2 separate regions of the Homo sapiens genome follow, and region 1 is linked to region 2. Evidence: chromatin loops called from intact Hi-C (ENCODE). Cell type or tissue: IMR-90. All regions are shown on one strand. Each heading gives the region's core, and the rest is flanking DNA. Links, peaks and the distances in the headings are about the cores only. Region 1 has its middle 430 kb from the start of CSNK1G3. Region 2 overlaps ZNF608 (zinc finger protein 608).

Evidence for each region. Hi-C counts contacts between places; a loop is a spot of excess contacts. Peaks named below come from ENCODE experiments on the same cell type or tissue, not always from the same donor. Only the 100,000 strongest peaks of a DNase experiment are listed, where the experiment ranks them.
Region 1: it touches region 2 in a loop (4-fold over the local background); 6 of 110 quality-filtered maps call a loop at or near these places.

The regions. Positions count from the first base shown.
Region 1 is chr5:123,935,735-123,938,652 of GRCh38, forward strand. No RefSeq gene overlaps it. Among named protein-coding and RNA genes, the nearest start is that of CSNK1G3, 430 kb to the left of the region's middle. In IMR-90, for the core only: a CTCF peak has its summit at 1,643 (motif pointing right); a DNase peak (open chromatin) is centred at 1,667.
Region 2 is chr5:124,654,790-124,657,707 of GRCh38, forward strand. The region is part of intron 3 of ZNF608 (zinc finger protein 608); the gene reads right to left. Among named protein-coding and RNA genes, the nearest start is that of ZNF608, 90 kb to the right of the region's middle. In IMR-90, for the core only: no CTCF peak of the experiment used is centred there; a DNase peak (open chromatin) is centred at 1,322; H3K4me3 peaks cover 387 bases; H3K27ac peaks cover 1,485 bases.

The sequences.
Region 1 (2,918 bases), core at 192-2,691, 720 kb before region 2:
CGTGCAGAGACACACATAGGCTCAAAATAAAAGGATGGAGGAAGATCTACCAAGCAAATGGAAAACAAAAAAAGGCAGGGGTTGCAATCCTAGGAGCCATTTTAAGCCACAAAAGAAGGAAAATTATCATAGAAACCAGTTAAGGTTGTCAAGAGGTACTGCCTCTCTTCCTCTTGGGAACGATGTTTTCCCTACTTCTTTGCCTTCATTTTTTTCTCTTTTTCTTTTAGTCCTACTCTAGGAGCTATATTGCTCATCTCCAAATTTCTCTGCTGCCTACAGAGCTGCTTGCTTCTCCGCTGTGGTTAGGGTTTGACTTAGGAGCAGCATAACATCCTGTCATGTCAAATACCTGAGTTAAATTTTGGAAGCTTCTATATACCTATCAGGGTCGTTAGAAATTGGTCTAAGTCTCCCTTTATTTGCCTAAGGTCCTGTAATAAGAAGGAAACTTGAGAGGGCCCCAAATAAGGGGGATCCTCAGATTGTTGCCCTGGCAGATGCTTCTCTAACTTTGGAGAATCATTCTCTGTAGGCCTGCCTGATAGGACTACTGAAACAGCTAGGTTGATTTTGTAATGCTTGCCAAAGTCTGGGTTGTCTCTCAGACCTTGGCAAGCAACACTGGGTTGTGTAAAAAAAAGTGCAAACAACAACAACAACAACAACAACAAAACCTGTACAGAAGTCACCTTGGGCCATTTGCCTTCCTGTCTGCAAAAAAGATCTAATTGTTGGATAATATTAAAATTAAGGCTCCTTTCCACAGGCCAAGCTGGTTCAAGAGGATAAGAAGACCATGCCCTTGTCCGAAAGAAAATGAGCCGCTTTTTCTCTAAAGTTTCAGGGTGAAAGGAGTTGCAGTGCTTCAGAATGCACTCCAGGGGAGTGTAGGCTGAAGATGATACCCAGCTAGAAACAGAAGTGAGAAAAATTCATCTCGTTAGTCTCCTTCCTTTTGGTGTGACCTGGGATGGAGAGGAAGACAGTGGGGGCATCCCCCCTGCTGTTTTCTCCCCATGGTTCCTGGGTCCTGGCACCTTGTTGAACATGTGACTCATGGTGGCAGGTGTGACCCCCCCCAGCCATGGAACCAGAGGAACTAAGCCATTGGGGTTAGTCGCGCTCACCCAACTGGCTCTAGTTCTCTGCCTGTGATTTCTCTGACTTCCTAGACTTTTGTGACCTGCCTGGCTCCCTGAAAAATGGATCTCAAGAAAAGCTACATAATAGTTGGTCAAGGCCCCTTTAATGAAGGGGGTGTGCTAGATTGAACTCTATATCCTGCTATTATGGCCTGTGCTGAAGTGTTTACTCTTAGAGAATGGTTCCGGTTAACTTCTGAACTTAAAATCTCCTTTCTAATTAAGTGCCACTCTAAATAGAAGCAGAATAAGTGCCTTAAAAGAATGTAGCAACCAAATGACCATTTTCCTTCTGATGGGACAGTATTGAGACTAAAATTTGGCTTTGGAGGGAATTTTACCCCTAATCGTTGAAGGCCGAATTTTCCCATTTACAGAAGCAGCACGAAGCCTGGTTTTTAGTAGAGAGGCGCAAAAAGGGAAGAGAATTGGGAAGCAAGGGTGTTTCAGTAAAGGACTGACAATGTGCCTCATGGAGAGGATCTCTATTCCACTAGGTGGTGCTGTTGACCTTGAAACACCATGTGCTCTCCAGACCAAGGGTGGAGAGAGACCTGGAAATGCCACGTGCTTTCCAGACCAAGGGCAAAGAGAGATGCTCAGTGTCCAGGCGGCAGGGTGGGGGTTGGGGACGGTCTCTGTCCTTAGAAAATCACAAAGATGCCTTCCCCTGAGGTATATTTCCAGTTACTATTACATTCTTTGATCTTGCCAAACAAGATTACTTCCCTGAACTATAGAACTTCCCACACATTGCATACACAGAGAGGATAAGAGGTACGACGATTGCGGACAGAAAAGGAAGAAATTATGATAGGAAAGTGGGAGATCCTGTTGTTGACACCCCATTGGGGCGGTCAGAGGCTGGGGTGAGTCCAGAAGTCTTTGGATAACACTGGCGGGACCCCTGGCCAGAAATCCTCAGTTGCCACAGGACTTCTTCCAGTCCCACGTGACGGCTAAGTCCTTCATGAAAAGAAGCTGGTTTAAACATAGCCAATATGCCCAGCAACCCTTGGGTATTGGAGAATTCTCCATGTTCTTCCGAGCAAGCCTGTTCCCGAATCTTGTAAGGCTGGCATTCATGCTAATCATTTTTAAATGGCTGAAGGGATTCCAGTAATTGGTTTTATTTGGTTCTAAAATGAAGGCCAAAAGCCTCAGAATAAAAGGACAGAGTTGGAGTCCTCTCCTCTACTCTCATCATTTTGATGAATGTTATACATTGGTATCCCAGACGAGCCCCCATTTTGAAGTGGCTATGTTGTCTGGGGTGTGTATACACTGGGGTTTGTTGTCACGTGCCAGGAAAATTTAGGATATGGACACACATGAGGAGTTTAGGAGCAGAGGTTTAATGGGTAGGAGAGAAGACAAAGAGAAACAGCTTCCTCTATAGAGGAAGGGGTCTCCAAGCGGAAAAGACCAGCTGGTGGTGAATCCATCGAGTTTTATAGTCCAGTTTGAGGAAGTGGTGTCTGATTTACATAGAGCTCATAGATTGGTTTGATCAGATATGACGTTTGCATGGTGCGCAGGGAAGCCTAATCTTTTTATGCAACTGGGCTTTCCAGTTGATTAGCGCCATCTTGTCTGCTCCTTTACAGTACACCTGGCTGGCAAAGAAGGGAAGATGGAACCACCATCTTGAACATACCTAATCCTTAGTTCCTGCCAGCATCCACCTGTGCAAACTTCCAGCTTGCAGGGTGCTTTTTGTTAGAAAATGATTTGGGGCTGCTTTTCATTAAAAATAAAAGCCTTACTGAGGAC
Region 2 (2,918 bases), core at 196-2,695:
TGGCTATTGTGATCTCGAAGTCCTCAGGATAAAGGTGGCAGAGTCTCCTTCATCTGGGACCCTGAATGACAAGGAGAACTTCCCAGGTCTGAACTTAAGGCTATTTGTCCTACCGTAATACATGGCCCCCATAATATTTTACTCTGCTTGTATACACAGTATGCCTAACTCTTCCAACTAGATGACACTCCTTGAAAATAGGAGCAGTGTCTGCACCCACAACCCCTGGCGGCACAGTGGCTACCTAATAGTGAGAATTCATTAAACACCTAGGAACTAACTACACGAGGACTGACGAGAGAGAGAGTCTAGACTGAATCCTACTCAGTGACTTCCTTTTATTACTACCATACTTTTTCAATAAGCATAATCTCCCACTAGTTTTATAGATGATAGACATTCTCTGTGGAGAGGCTTTGCTCCCAAGATGTTATAAATGTGGTTTATGAATTATTATTTCTGGTATTTGTGAAGCTGTTTCCTCAAGAACGGGGCAAATGCCTGATTTCCCAGTGGATTGACATAATTCTGTTTGTATTGAGTTTAAAGACTGCTTCAGAGTCTTTAAAGTGCCTCATCCCCGGGACAGAAGTCTTTGCCAAGCATCGCAAATGCTGAGTTTGGAATCAGACAGAAGTTTTTTTGAACTCTCTCAGACTACCACATCTGGATGCATTTGATGTGCATCCAGGCAGAAAACAGAAACCTCATTCGAATAACACCAAATGGTAACCCATTCATGCCATATGCCTTTAAAAAAGAAAGTTTACACATTTCTTTCCTTTTATATATTTTTTTCTAGTGAAACATTGGTGACAAAATGTCACAATATGCTGATTTCATGAGTACAGGATAAAATTCATATATTTCAGATATCATATTACCCTCCATTTTTACACAACGTGACTATTGTGCAAGGTATGATTTATCACCATTTCTTTGTTCAGGACTCCCTCCCCCCATTATTATGTTGTCGTCACTCTGTGGTATTCAATACTGGTACTTTGTAAAGGCTGAATCTTGTATAGCACAAGCTTCGCTGTTCCAGCCTCGGAGCTTATAACCTTCAGACAGATCCTTCTTCAAATATAATTATTTGGGAAAATTTAAAATGTACAACTAAGGTTGCTCATAAAATACCTGCCAGCCAAAAATCAGAGGGACTTTCCCATTACCTGTGCCAAGTATATATAGAGCACTAGGACAGGAAAAGTAAGTGTTGTCACATGACCATAAAATGCAGTATGTTTTTTTTTTAAAGAGCCCTACCGCTGGGCTGAATGTTTGAAGAGTCACTTTAAACACATCCTGTAATCAAACCATCTGGAACACAGTGCTGCGATTAGTCACCCTGAACATAGGGCTTTATCTGAACAAATAGTGTATGGCAATGGAGCTTGGGAGATAGGGCAGTACTAACAAAAGGAAGTGTAATGAAACACTTTATGCCCTAGTGTGCCGCCACCCCAGTCATAAACCCCAGAGACACACTGCTCTGGTGTTAATGTACTACTTTATGAAAGCACAGTGAGCTTAAAGATTAAAGGACTGAAGGGCTAAAAATTGCTGGTTTGGATAGATCTTCTCTGTCAGCGGCTGGAATATGTTGGCATCACTCTATCTGCGTTAATTATAACCTCTCAGATGACAGTTGAGCATTCCTATTAGGGTTTGGTGTTATTTTCAGGGCATTAGGAACAGGGTTTGTTTATGGGAGGGTAGTTACGATTCTTGGTTTGCCAGAGGTTAATCTGAACACAGACTTGTTTTTGGTTCATCTAAACCCAATCCACATACAACGACAACAAAAAATGAAACCTTAAGCAATAACAAAAGCAATGGAAAAATGCTGTTCTACTCTGCATTTTAAAACATGATAATCTTTCTTACTTGACTGTACTTATCTCTTTCAAAAGTACATTTGGTCATTGGTATACAATCTATGGAAATCCTTTTTTAAAAAAAAAATCTGAAAGGATTTTCCCCCTAAATACACAGAATAAGCCCTAAACACACACACACACACACACACACACACACACACACACACACACACACACACAGCTAAAGAAACCTTGTTTCCCCATGGGCCTTATGGTTTAATACACAAAAGAACACAGAGCCACTTCCATCACTGTCACCTCCCCTGCAGCCTTTGTTCTGAGGCCTGATGAGCTGTATTGATTTGGGAAAATCATTGAGCTTCTTTGGAAAACTAGACTCTCGCTTATTCACTGCCATCTATTTCTTTCCCATGAAGACAGGTGGTCAATATCCAGCTGACTGGTCAGCTAAAAGAAGCCCAAGCTGCTTTTTTCTTGCTTCCCTAGTAACATTATCATTTCCCACTTCTAGAAGATACAATGGCCTGTTAAGGAGTCTTGTGAGTAAGAAGAGGGAGCAGAAATAAGACTTTTATAAGGCACCACCGGTAACACTAAGATGCTGTCCCATATGTTCACGTGGGAGGCTGCACCGCACATATAGATGGTGACGATATTTTCACTGACCAAGTTTAAGCATCAGTGAAAACTTACAGGGCCCAAGATATAACATGAAAAGAAATACTAAATCAAAACAGATCATTAGAGACCAGGTGCAGTGGCTCACGCCTGTAATCCCTGCACTTTGGGAGGCCGAGGCGGGTGGCTCACGAGGTCAGGAGATCGAGACCATCCTGCCCAACACAGTGAAACCCAGTCTCTACTAAAAAATAAAAAAATAAAAAAATAAAAAATAGCCGGGCCTGGTGGTGGGCACCTGTAGTCCCAGCTACTCGGGAGGCGGAGGCAGGTGAATGGCGTGAACCCGGGAGGCAGAGCTTATAGTGACCTGAGATCGCACCACTGCACTCCAGCCTGGGCGACAGAGCGAGACTCCATCTCAAAAAAACAAACAAACAAACAAACAAAAACAGA